Regions from separate parts of the Homo sapiens genome. Here all the other regions are linked to region 1. The links are chromatin contacts, found by Hi-C or POLR2A ChIA-PET in ENCODE. All regions are on one chromosome and are shown on one strand. Each heading gives the region's core, a stretch centred on a gene start or an enhancer-like site at or near the end of the contact. The rest is flanking DNA. Distances are from core to core; before and after follow the strand shown. Region 1 has its middle 71 kb from the start of DUSP6. Region 2 overlaps LOC105378255 (a long non-coding RNA gene). Region 3 has its middle 18 kb from the start of DUSP6. Region 4 has its middle 110 kb from the start of DUSP6.

Evidence for each region. Hi-C counts contacts between places; a loop is a spot of excess contacts on that map. ChIA-PET counts read pairs that join two places held with the same protein, here RNA polymerase II (POLR2A). Pooled maps may share reads with other maps.
Region 2: a loop to region 1 is called in a map of natural killer cell, with 5 times the contacts of the local background. The contact joins two enhancer-like sites. A Hi-C loop is called at or near these places in 4 of 168 maps with a recorded cell type or tissue (CD4-positive, alpha-beta T cell, naive thymus-derived CD4-positive, alpha-beta T cell and natural killer cell) and 7 of 50 pooled maps. POLR2A ChIA-PET finds 5 or more read pairs at or near these places in 9 of 52 experiments (CD4-positive, alpha-beta T cell, MCF 10A, PC-3 and 6 more).
Region 3: a map of heart right ventricle shows a loop between it and region 1 (2.3-fold over the local background). The contact joins two enhancer-like sites. A Hi-C loop is called at or near these places in 8 of 168 maps with a recorded cell type or tissue (A673, B cell, Right ventricle myocardium superior and 4 more) and 7 of 50 pooled maps. POLR2A ChIA-PET finds 5 or more read pairs at or near these places in 11 of 52 experiments (A673, CD4-positive, alpha-beta T cell, MCF 10A and 7 more).
Region 4: a map of naive thymus-derived CD4-positive, alpha-beta T cell shows a loop between it and region 1 (4-fold over the local background). The contact joins two enhancer-like sites. A Hi-C loop is called at or near these places in 5 of 168 maps with a recorded cell type or tissue (CD4-positive, alpha-beta T cell, CD4-positive, alpha-beta memory T cell, naive thymus-derived CD4-positive, alpha-beta T cell and 1 more) and 9 of 50 pooled maps. POLR2A ChIA-PET finds 5 or more read pairs at or near these places in 14 of 52 experiments (A673, CD4-positive, alpha-beta T cell, CD4-positive, alpha-beta memory T cell and 10 more).

Annotation. Positions count from the first base shown.
Region 1 is chr12:89,279,617-89,282,817 of GRCh38, forward strand. It overlaps the pseudogene RNU7-120P. Among named protein-coding and RNA genes, the nearest start is that of DUSP6, 71 kb to the right of the region's middle. Within about 2 kb of position 1,400, at least 6 of the 41 ENCODE cell types and tissues checked have a DNase peak (open chromatin) inside an H3K27ac peak, as active enhancers do; they include A673 and heart right ventricle, where a contact is called at or near this core.
Region 2 is chr12:89,224,303-89,227,616 of GRCh38, forward strand. All of the region lies in intron 1 of LOC105378255 (a long non-coding RNA gene), which reads left to right. Among named protein-coding and RNA genes, the nearest start is that of DUSP6, 130 kb to the right of the region's middle. Within about 2 kb of position 1,734, at least 5 of the 41 ENCODE cell types and tissues checked have a DNase peak (open chromatin) inside an H3K27ac peak, as active enhancers do.
Region 3 is chr12:89,332,358-89,335,675 of GRCh38, forward strand. No RefSeq gene overlaps it. Among named protein-coding and RNA genes, the nearest start is that of DUSP6, 18 kb to the right of the region's middle. Within about 2 kb of position 1,639, at least 5 of the 41 ENCODE cell types and tissues checked have a DNase peak (open chromatin) inside an H3K27ac peak, as active enhancers do; they include A673 and heart right ventricle, where a contact is called at or near this core.
Region 4 is chr12:89,243,275-89,246,203 of GRCh38, forward strand. No RefSeq gene overlaps it. Among named protein-coding and RNA genes, the nearest start is that of DUSP6, 110 kb to the right of the region's middle. Within about 2 kb of position 1,582, at least 3 of the 41 ENCODE cell types and tissues checked have a DNase peak (open chromatin) inside an H3K27ac peak, as active enhancers do; they include A673, where a contact is called at or near this core.

The DNA of each region.
Region 1 (3,201 bases), core at 150-2,649:
GCTCCCTCTTACAAGTTAGAACGTGCGGTATTTGATTTTCTGTTCCTGCATTAATTCACTTAAAATAATGGCCTTCAGCTGCAACCATGATGCTGCAAAGGACATGATTTTATTCTTTTTTATTGCTGCATAGTACTCCATGGTGTATATATAGCACATTTTTAAAAATTCAGTTCACCAGTAATGGGAACCACAACAAAACAAAGATGTCCACTCTTATTCAACATAGTACTGGAAGTCCTAGCCAGAGCAATCTGGCAAGAGAAAGAGATGAAAGACATCCAAATAGGAAAAGAGAAAGTCAATTTATCCCTATTCTCTGGCAATATGATTCTATATCTAAAAAACCCTAAAGATTCCTCCAAAAGACTCCTAGTTGTCACAAACAATTTCAGCAAAGTTCCAGGATACAAAATCACTTTTTTCTTAGAATTAAAAAAGAATTAAGATAAAAAGTGTTTAGGTACTTAGGTCTAAATATTTGTATTTCTTCAAATTGTCTTCCATTCATTAAGGTCCTCATATTCATATATAATGTTAAGTAAAATGCACATACACCATTTTGTTTTTAGTTTTTTTCAACTCAATATCATTTTATGTAAGCATCAGTCAACTAAGAACTTGGGTGACTTTTAGTTTCCTATTTTTAAAATGGAAAGAATAACATCTACCACTTATGATTATTTTGTGGATTAAATTATGTTAACATTGATGAAATCACCCAACAAAATAAACTCAGTGAAATCTGAGTTTAATGTCAGTGTACTGATAGAGCCCACAACATTGTAATTTTTAAAAAGTAATTCCCACATTTTGAGACGGTTTATTTAGCTAGTTCATCATCAGTGTCTAAAAGGGAAATTGCTAAACACAATTAGTGCATTCATAAATTGTATTCCACATGCTTCTGAAAAGGATAAGTAACTAAAATTTGTCACTTCTCTTATTAATTTGTTGATTAAAAACACAAAAACATATTTATACAGTGCTTTGCCATTTGAAAATTTCTTCCATTCACCTATATGAATCTGTTATAAACTTCATAAGGTTGATAGATATTATTATCCACCCTTTATAGATGAGAAAATAATTGAGCTTCAGAAAAGTAAATAACTTGCTCACAGTTTGTGTTACATTTAAGTCTTCGCATTCCAAATGCAGCATTCTTTTCACCATAGCATACAACCTGGACACATTGCTCACAAGAAATAATTGAATTTTGGGGTTCTGTTTATTTTTGTGAGTTTAATAGGTTTTCAAAGACGCTATAACTTTTTTAATGTGTATTTTGTTATTTGCAAACAAAGCTGTATGATTTACCATATGTGAGCCTACTGAATTTTCTGTTATGTAAACTGTCTATTCACATCCTTTGAATAGACAGGAAGTAGAATCTTTCACCACATCCTCTTTAGCCTGCTTCTTTGCCCTTACAACAAACAAAATTCATTCCATCGTGCTCAGCTGACTGACAATAACACTTCAATGAAATAAGCTTGTTGGAAAAGGCCTTTTTCATAAAGGTAAGACATGCAACAAAAGTTATGAGAACCAATTCAACTAGAAACCTTTAGTGTACCCTGAATCCCACAGATAAATGACCCTCAGCGTTCAGCTCTTTGGAAAGCAGGATGTTTCTGTCTGTACATACGCAAAGTCCACCAACTTTAGTCCTATTTCTGACCATTTCAGCACTGTTCTGGATACCAAAACAGGGTTCCCATGTGTCTTTCAGAGAGGGAATTTCCTAGAACAGCAGCTGGCCTCCACTACCCCAGACTGCCCACACTCCCAGGGTTTGTCTAGAGCCCATCTGGCCTTTGAGTTGGGGGGGTCAGAGGGGGTTGGGCAGGGGTATAGTTCCCCAGGGCATTCATTCCATACAGTCTGTCTCAGCGAGGGACTTTTTATTGTTTGCTCCCAACCTGCAAGCCCTGCCAACTTCAGCATTAAAGCAGTTAGGCACAGTGATGTTTCCCAAAGGGAAAAGAAGGAAAAACTTTATCAAGAAAATTGCTCTCTTTTTAAACTCCTGACCTTATTAAACATTGGAGAGAACAAAAACTGCTGACAGTCTTAAATATGTTGAGTACAATAAGCCAAAATTAGTTCTCAGAGCTAAATCTTGGCTGTCTAACTTAAATGATTTAGTCACCATCTTTTGGAAAGGACAATATGAACAACAGAGTTTTCAATAGATCACTGAGACCCAAAAAGAAAGGCGGACTGGAGTGCAGTGGCGCGATCACGGCCCATTGCAGCCTCAACCTCCCAGGCTCAGGTCATCCTCCCACCTCAGCCTACCAGGTCACTGGGACTACAGGTGCACACCACCACACCTGGCTAATTTTTGTATTTTTTGTAGAGAAAAGGTTTCGCCTTGTTGCCCAGGCTGGTCTCAAACTCCTGGGCTCAAGTAACCCACCCTCTTGAGCCTTCCAAAGTGCTGGGATTACAGGTGTGAGCCACTGCACCCAACCCTAAATTATTTCTTAATTGATATTGGTTTACTGCCTTTTACCATGAGCTGATATGCATAATCTTATCTGGCTCTCATAAGAAATTGTCTGGGAAAATATGATTCCTCGCTATTTTTTTTTCCCATGGGGAGTTTTCTAGTTAAAAAACAGAAAACCTGTTAGATAAATTTTAAAAGAGCTGTAACACTTCTCCATTCTTTTAAATGAAAACAACAGAGGTTCAGAAAAAAAGTTAAGATGGTTTTCCTATGGTCACAAACTAGTGGCAGATCAAAGACTGGAAACCAGTCATATTGCTCTTATGTTGGTATTCTACTTCATCTTCTACCTACCAAAGGGAAAAATGTTAAATATATGTGTGAATATGTATCTTGCATCTATAAAACCTCCATCATAGTAGTAGATTATTCTGTATGAGTAGTTTTTTGTCACCTTAACACTTTATTAGCTTTTGCTATTCTCATTTGAATCTCTTTTTTAAATGTTTTGTTTCTCCAGGCCTATTAACACCATTTCAGAATGCTAATATCACCCAATGAAAAACACTCATGTTTTTTAATTAAACAGCTAATTTGATTATAAATCTAACAGCATAGTCGTGATTGATGAATATTATGGTTACATGAGGGTTTTACGTGGTTAATGCGCACTAAGCAAAACATACCCATCATTGCTAATTGAACTAAGCATTAATTATAAAAAATAAAATTTCAGGAATCAT
Region 2 (3,314 bases), core at 484-2,983, 55 kb before region 1:
GGTGTGTCTGGGAAAGTGTTTCCAGAAGAGATGAGCATTTGAATCAGTAGGCTGAGAAAGGATGCCTTCACCAATGCAGATGAACACCAGCTAGTCCTTTGAGGGCCCTTTTAAGAAGAAAAAAGGCTGAGGAAGGATGAATTCACCTCTTGGCTTAAGCTGGAACTTCCATCTTCTTCTGCCCTCAGACACCAGTACTTCAGGTTCTCAGGCCTTCAGACTTGGACAGAGACTTACATTATTGCCCTCCCTGCCCCCACCACATTCTCAGGCCTTTGGAATCAGTCTGAGACTTACACATTTGGCTCTCCTGGTTCTCAGGCCTTTGGAGTTGGACTAAATTACACCGCTGGCTTTCCTGGCTCTCCACCTGGCAGATGGTATATCATGGAACTTCTAGGCCTCCATAATCACATAAGCCACATTCTATCAAAAATTCTTTTGTTCTGTTTCTCCAGAGAACTGTGATTAATACAAACATATAGTCCTTTTTCTGTGTAGTAATAGGTATGTATTCTTTCATCTGCCCAGCACCCTTCCCTTTTCTGGCACAGACCCACCCATTCCTATTTCCATCTTCCCTCACGCCACTACATGGTTCCCATGAGAACTGCCAATCACAAGAGCCCATCCACTGTGCAGAGAGGCTGCGTGTGACCTGAGCTGGACCTTCCTGAGTATCTGCAAATTGGGACTTACAAAAACGGGACAATCCTTCTCTGATATCAAGGCTTAGGATCTGAGTCTGAGAAGGAGGTAACCTTGTGGAGGAGGTCTGTAGGAAAACATGTCGAAAAGAAGTGAAAGTTAAAAGAGAGAGAGACTGGAAGGCATGTAAGTCTCTGTTTCCAGTGATCCTGCAGACCCAGTTCTCTCCTTTGCTCTTCCCTTTTGCCTGCACTAAAAGGAGACATTTGAGGTTGCATTTCTGTTACTTGTATGAAAAGGGTCCTATTTAATATAGATTCTCTCATTATTCCTTTCATTAAGGTTAGACTACGAAGAGGAAATCCCAGCCTAATTCATTTTTCATTTGATTAGCATATCTGGACCAAAAAAAAAGTTTAGTTCTAAGAAAATCTGAACCATTGGCCAATTGGTAGTAAGAGCTTCCATCACATCAGAGCTTCCATCCAGGCAGATCTTCACATGCAAAAGCTCTCCTTTGCTCTTCTGGCTCCTGAATATAGATGAGCTCACCAACGTGACCTCACTTCAGAGAGCACTCAGATGAAAGGAAGTGTGATGTCGGTGAGTCAAGGGCAGAGGCGAGACACCCGCCTCTCAACTCAAGTTTCCAGGCAGAGAAAACCAAAGAGGGGGGCCAGGTGCAGTGGCTTACGCCAGTAATCACAGCACTTTGGGAGGCTGAGGTGGGAGGATCACTTGAGCCCAAGTAGTTTGAAACCAGCCTAGGCAACATAGTGAGACCCCATCTCTACCAAAAAAAAAAAAAACTGGGACAAGATTCTAAAACCAGCTCACACTTCAGGCTGGTAACTCATGCTTTTGCTGCCTGTGGAAGTTCAGCCTTGAGGCCCTGAAGCTGACTCCACAAACAGCTCAGCTGCTCCCCTACAGTGCTCATTGCTTTATGCTGCAATAACAGCCACTCCTTTCTCTGGTTTGGGTCCAACAAACAATCCTTCCCTTCTCCTCTAATACCAACCTCTCTGTAGTGAGCTCATGTCCTCCCTCTCTCTTCCTCTCCCTCTGACTCATGGTGCTCAAAGCTTTAAGAAATAAAAACCTGTTGGACCAGCCAGACTGGAATCATCAACTTCAAATGGGCCAGCCCTTCCGTGAAAGGGAATCTCACTTTCATTGTTAGCACCAAGGCTCTGAATTACTTAACCTGGTCATGAAAAGCCCCAAACCCAATTCTTTCTTTCACCAGTTAAAAACAATAGTTGTTATATGTCTTTAAAAGGAAAAGAAAATACACCTTTAGTAAAACAAAATTACCCTGGTATTTCCACATCTCAAAAGCGACGTCATTCATGTAGTTTTAAAACTAAGCAATGAAGTGATTCCTTCTTCCCTGTAGTGTTTTTAAACATAGTTTTGTTTTGTTTTTTGGCTTTGGCTATGAAACAAAATATTTTAAGGGAGCCAAATTCAGAAATATAAGAGCCGTCAGCAGAAGGGATTTAAACACAATCATCTTGAAACTTGAAGCACCAAGCATAAAACCTGTATATTTTATTTTTTCAATAAATATTTACAGAATTTATCATAAAGTGGTTTTCCAGTGGAGAAATAAGGATGAGAAATAAAAATGTGTTACCAAATATTTGTGGTATAAAGGAGTCACTGTTGTCCAAACCAAAAAACAATTCGCTAGATCTCTAATCTCTCAGAATTTTTAAATAAAAACCCGGATTTTTAATCACTTTGCTGAAAAATAAAATCTTTATCTTAGGTATCAGGGCAAATAAAAGCATTTTGGGGGGTGGGGGGGGCTGTCTCTGTCCTCTGTAAGCAGGACCTTTAAAATTGAGTTGATATGTTATTACCTCGCTCTCCCAGACCAAAGATGATTTCATCAAACAATTCTTGACAGACTCAGGTGAAGTTTATTTTGCTTCTGACCCAGTGGTGATGTTCCTGTGAGATCTTGGTACATATAGTTCTTATGATAAATATCTTTAGATTTGTGCAGGAGAGCAGAAGAAAAGAATTTGTTGAGGCAAAATTCCTTGATTTGAATTTGAACCTGCACTCATCATTAGGCAGTCTATAAAACAAGGTGCAATCAAATAAATTGAGCATAGCAATATTTTTTCAGCATTATTGTCCTAACTGGCCAGCGAGCTTTGTGGATGGTTTTAAGTGGTTTGGCTGGTCTTTTCTGTAGAGTAGTTATCCATGAAGAGATGATTAGCTTTCAATTACATGTAATGAATGCTCACTTGGGTTTCTTTGCACAACCCCCTTTTCTTCCCCTATATTCAACCTCTGGGATAATGAACTCTCTATAAACTATCCCAGTACTCAACTAAAAAAAATCATGACAAGGAAATACAATCATATGGCTAGCTCTGTTGGTATTTGGTGAGTTCTTGGGAAAATCATTTTCGCTAAATATTATTGAAAATGCCCTGGCATAAAGCTTGTAATTGGATTGTTTGTAACTCAAAGGACAAATGCTTGAAGAGATGGATACCCCATTCCCCATAATGTGGTTATTTTACATTGCATGCCTATATCAAAACATCTTATGTACCCCATAAACATATATACCTACTATGTACCCATAAAAATTTTTAAAAATTGAAAAAAAAATTAAAGAACAAAAAACATCAGACAATTTA
Region 3 (3,318 bases), core at 389-2,888, 53 kb after region 1:
CCACTGCACTCCAACCTGGGCGACAGAGTGAGACCCTGCCCCCTCCCCCTACAAAAAAAAAAGAAAGAAAAAGAGTCTACCAAGTACAGGGCACTGAGCTTTCCATATGCATTTCATTAATATGCACAGTGCTTCTATTTGTTCATGCATTCTACAGATAATTATTGTAGTGCCAGGCACCATCCTAGGTGATAGGTCAACGTTAGTATTTATGAGCTAGGTATTACTGCTCCTATTTTATAGTTGAGAAAACTGAGTTTCAGAGAAGAAAAGTAACTAGCTCAGCATCACAGGGTATTGTTAAGCAAAAATGTCCAACCTATCTGAAAGCCTAGTTTTTAACAACTATGCTACATGAAAAGACACTAAGCCACAAAGATGAAGGCACAGAGTTGAGCCAACATCTATAATAGAATATGAGAAACTATACAATGGCAACAAAGACAAATTGCCTTGGGACCATGTTAAATCAACTCCTAATCTTTTCAAAGAATTCAGAAAGCTTCTGAGAAGAGGTGACTTTTGAGCTAAGACTTGAAGAAAAATTTGTCAAGAACGGTAGTAAACACATCATCACATTTAAAGTGTACAATAACCCTGAAAAAAATAGCATTATGGTTCTTTCACAGAAGAGAAAACTGAGGTCAAGAGAGATGAGGGGCTTGCTCAGAATCAGTCAGTTACTATGGTATATGCCAATGTCCATGCCAAGCATTTCACAGCCATTGGTCTCCTGACAATCCTGACGTTTAGGCAGCACCACCACTAACATTGTTGCCACTTGGTCTTGCCTAGGTCTTGGCAATAGCTTGTGCTTTAGTGGTGAAGCTGAAATATACACCCAATTCAGCCTTACTCCCAGACCCAAAAAGTAGGTTCTGTGAAAGTTTTCTTGCGTATGAATCCAAGTCCTGGGTTCTAAAGGGAAGAGTGACCTTAGGAAAGAAAGAGATAAAATTAATTTATTTAGGCACATGTCAAGAAATTCGCTCAGTCTGACCAGGCACAGTGGCTCACACCTGTAATCCCAACACTTGGGAGGCTGAGGCAGACGAATCACTGGAGCTCAGGAGCTCAAGACCAGCCTGGGCAACACGGCGAAACCCCATTTCAACAAAAAATACAGCCAGGCGTGGTGGCATGCACCTGTTGTCCTGACTACTTAGGGGGCTCAGGAAGGAAGATCAGTTGAGCCTGGGAAGTCAAGGCTGCAGTGAGCCATGTTCACGCCACTGCCCTCCAAGCTAGGTGACATATGGAGACCTTGAAAAAAAAAAAGAAAAGAAAAGAAAAGAAAGAAAGAAAGTGAGAAAGAGAGAGGAAGGAAGGCAGGAAGGAAGGCAGGAAGGAAGGAAGGAAGGAAGGCAGGAAGGAAGGCAGGAAGGAAGGAAGGAATTCCTTCTTCCCACCAAAACAAATCTCCAGTGCACCTAAAATAAAAAAAAAAAAACAACCTAAAAATGCTGATTATCACTTCAAATTAAGGAATAGGCTTCAAAACATTTTTTTAAAACCTCACTTCTCCCCACCCGTCCCTACAGGTTGATTTACGCACACTTCTTAAGCCAAGTCAAAGAACTGGCTTAACTCTAGTTTCCCTTAGAAAGCATGACTCCAGGCTGCCTGAGCTTCCTCTGTCCTTTTGTGACCTCCTGATGACCTGGGAGTTCCACCCACTTTTTAGGGCCTCTCGGAGCCTTGAATCTACACATCAGTGGGATTTAGTTTCCCTTTTGCTTTAATGACTCCTCAGAACCTTACTCATGTAGCAATCTCACCCACTTCCTTTCTTGTTTCTCTGGTCCTTATGGGCTATAGCCCACCTCTCCTTCCCATGCAGGCAGGTTCTCAGGGACAATGGTGATTTATTTATTTACAGTTCTCCTTATATTTTGTTTGGTTAGCTTTTATTTATTTCTTTTTCTCAGGTGGGGGAAAAAGCTAGGTTATGTCTTTGGGTGTCAGCTAGTAATCTTTCACTTTTCTTCCCATGTAACCACCCCCACCCGTTTTTTTTGTTTTGTTTTGTTTTTTGTTTTTTTTGTATAATTATAGGTTTCACCTCATCAGACAGTTAGACTTTAAATTGGTCTATCTTTAGGCTGAAGAAATCATCTTGAAAATTCAGAATCAATACAAGAATCATGGTACTAGATTAGTATCACTAAGACTCAACATCTAAAAATGAAATATTTAAAAATATATACATGTTTTGAAAAGAAAGAAGAGGAACAGAAGAATTGGAAAATGTTTGACTCAACTAGCTCATGCATGTACCTTTCCTATCTGTCCTCCAAGGAGTGAGGGAAAGACTTTGTTAAGAATAACCACCATCAGCAAAACCCCACAATTCTGAAGCTCAACCACACAAAATGCAAAGGGATATTTGGCATAGAGGAAGTGAACTTCACAGAAATTGCATGTGGCCGTGCAAAGAATTCTGCAAATTTAACATATCACAAAGAATGTACTGAACAAATTTTGTTATGAGTTTTCAAAAGCCTCTCACATCTCTCAATGGTCTCCAAAGTAAACACATCTCCCACACTGTAGCATCCATTACTATAGTTTTGAGTTTCTGCTCTGAAATGATGCAATCTTCTACTCAGGACGGCTTCGTAAATATCTTTCCCAAATGATGGAGAAACAGAATTCAACTTCACTTCTTTCATTCCTCAAAGAACATGTCATGCAGGGCTGCACGTTAGTGGCCATCAACCAGGAAATATTTCGTAAACAGAATTTGTACTCCATTTATTCTGAGTTTACTTTTAGAAGCCACTTATCTCTTTTAGAAGAACTTCCCTTGCCAATCACCTTTTGGAAAAGGCCTGGAAGAGACACTCCCTGAGGACGTGCAGAATCCTAGGTCAACAGCATATACAGTGGAAATAAATAACTAAAGTATCTACATCTTAGGATGGTCCCTTTCCTTCCTAAGACAATCAGTCTTTTCAGAGCAATTGAAACACATATGCAGGTGTACACACATGGACGTGGGTGTACACACACACACACACACACACACATTGCAATATCTCCTCTAGTACATTCTTTGATATGTGACCATTACTTCTTCTCTAATAATTGTGATTAAAACTCCCAAAACAAGGAATGTCTTTGGAGATGGAAAGGCCACTAAAATTCATATTGTTCAATGCTCTCATTTTGCAAATGATGATGCTGAGATCCAGTATGTTAAATTTATCCCAAAGAATTTATATGCTCCTAGAATTTTCAGATAAGATTAGAGTTTCTCCTTTTGAGACCTCTTAGCGGAAAGATCAAAGGCTCTGAGGTCAGCCCAGCCCGGTTTCA
Region 4 (2,929 bases), core at 332-2,831, 36 kb before region 1:
CTTTTTTTCTTAGGTAGTCTGGCTAAATGTTTGCCTATTTTGTTTAACTTTTCAAAAAACAACTTTTTGTTTCATTGATCTTTTATACTGTTTTCTTCATTTCAAATTCCTTTATTTCTGCTCTGATCTTTATTATTTATTTTCTTCTACTAATTTTGAATTCAGTTTGCTCTTGCTTTTCTAGTTCTTTAAGATGCATCATTGGGTTGTTTATTTGAATTTTTTCTTATTTTTCAATGTAGGCACTTACAGCTATAAACTTCCCCCTTAGTATTGCTTTTGCTATATCCCATAGATTTTGGTATGTTGGGTTCTTATTATCATTTATTTCAAGACATTTTTCAATTTCCTTCTTAATTTCTTCATTGAGCATCTCCTCCGAGCCACAGGTCACCCAGTCTACATCATTTCTCATCTGTCAATCACACCACCTCTTAGCTCTTGTGTCAGTCTCCAGGACAACCATACTTCAGCCCCATTTCCTTCTGATATGCTCTGCTTAGCCCAGTGATTCTTCTAGGCAGCTAGTTCTCCTAAATTACTACATTGCTCACAAACACTTAATGGCTCCCATTGCCACATAAAATCCAAACTCCTCTGAGTAGTCCATGAAGCCCTCTGTGATCTCATCCTCATCTCTTGCCACATGCTTATGGCATCCTAAGCTAATCACCAAATACATCATGCTGTTTCGTGTCTTCATACCTCTTATCATGCTGCTCTCTCTGCCCAGAAAAGGAACATCCTTCCTCACCTACCTTCCAAAACTGAAAACCTCTTAGTCCTCTTTCAAGAATCTGCTCAAGCCTGACCTCACCAGCTAGACTTGCCACCTTCTTCCTTTCTGCCCCCACTTTTCCTCTTTCTCTTATTTGCCATTGTATCTATCACACTGAATGGCTTTTGTTTATTTCTGCCTTAACTCCTAGACCATGAGCTCTTTGATAGTAGGAATCAAGTCGTGTTTACCTATGAGTTCTTAGTACCATGCCAAATGCCTGGCACATAGTGGGTGCTCTATAAACATTTATTATGTTGATCTTTCCTAATTCTTTTAGGGACTCTTTTGACAAGAACCTCACTTAAAACTAAATCAGCTTGAAAAGACCAATATCAAAAGATTTATTCCTGCTTTAATTGGTTAGAGTATAATTTCACATTCCAGGAACCCCTGAAATATCTTTTTTTTTCATATTTTTTTCTTAGAAAGTCATTTCATTTTGCCAGTTGGAACAAGCCTAGAAGTTTGGTGTTTTGTTTTGAAACTGAAAATTGCTTTAAGAGGCACTTTGTGCACTTGGACGTGGTTGAGAAGAGACCCACAGAGATGATTAAAGGCTGAAAAACAGACTAAGAAAACTGGAAGAGAAAGCTAAAGGCAATTTAGTAATCAACGTCAAGCATATGAAAGGTTGTTATTACCAAGGAGGGTGACAAGCCCATGCTGTTCATACCCTCTAAGGGGAGAGCAACAGGAAATGAGGCAAGTTGCAGCATAGATGACTTCGGTTAGATAAAGAGGAACTTACTTGGCAGAAAACATTGCTACAAACTGAAGGGTCCAACAGGAATGATGCTTGGTCCCTCCTTCTCCAGAGGTATGTAAACAGGAAAAGTTTCCAACTGCCTGGAATGTTCCCTGTGCAATATTGCCTAAACTAGGGAATAGAATTAACAGTTTTGAGGGACAGTCTCCAGAAAAGACATAGATTTTTGGCACCCAGGACACAGGTGACCTGACAAAGTCCTTCCAACTCCAAAAATCTTGGAGAAAGTATTTCAGAGGAACTGAATTCAACAGTCACATCTTTTCACTACACATTTACTAAGCCTCTTTTCGAAGCCACGCCAGGTTAGATACCATCCCAATTACTAAGGCATAGTTTATGCTAATAGAGGAAAGAGCTGATTACCACATATTCTTTAGAGGCCTATCAGGCATCAGCTCTCCGAATTCTGTCTCACTCATACATGTGCACACATATACAACTACAAAGCAACCGCCAAAGCTACTTGCATTTCCTCTGAGTGACACCGACCCCTAGCTGCTCTAACCTCCAAACCTTTGCATGTGGTATTTCCTCTACCTCTAATTCCCTTCCCCCACTTCCTTACTTTGTAAATCCCTTCTTGTCCCTAAAGATACTGCTCAGGCATTACCTCCTCCAAGCTGCCCTCTTGCCACAGCTACTATTCCCTTCACCCCAACTCTAGATTATGATACTCTTTCATGATCCCTGGCTGAAAGCATTAGGAACTGAATCAAAATAATCCAAAAGAGAACTTGTTGGAAGTATAATGTATCAGCAGCTCAATAGCAGATAGAGGAACAAGCTTGCAAATGCCCAAGATTTAGGGGAGTTAAAGCCAAGAACCAGAACCAATAATCCAAAAGAGAACTTGTTGGAAGTATAATGTATCAGCGGCTCAATAGCAGATAGAGGAACAAGCTTGCAAATGCCCAAGATTTAGGGGAGTTAAAACCAAGAACCAGAGGGTATAATTGTCTTATATTTGAAAGCATCAGGACTGGATGTTTCTACCTCACTTCAGTTCAGAATGCCCTGAATATACTCTCTCCATCCTAGTATCAACATCCTAAAAGAGGGTCTCATCGGCCAACCTTGGGTCTCATGACTAGTCTGAACTAGCCTGTGACTGTGCTAGGGTGGGAGAGGAAGATCACTCTTTTCAGTTTGTCTAGTGAGCATTGGTCACTAGAAATTATCATCCCACTTAAATTCACACAAAGGAGGAGAGGTGATTCCCCCCAAAAAGAAATTGTAATAAAATAGGAGAGGCAAGGTAAGCTAAGCAGCTCTCTCTTACGTTCATTACATTGTGGTATGATCCTTGGTTTTCCTGTCTGTGTTCTTAGTAAGTTCATGTGCACTCTGAAGGCAGCAATTGTATCTTTTATTTGTGTCTC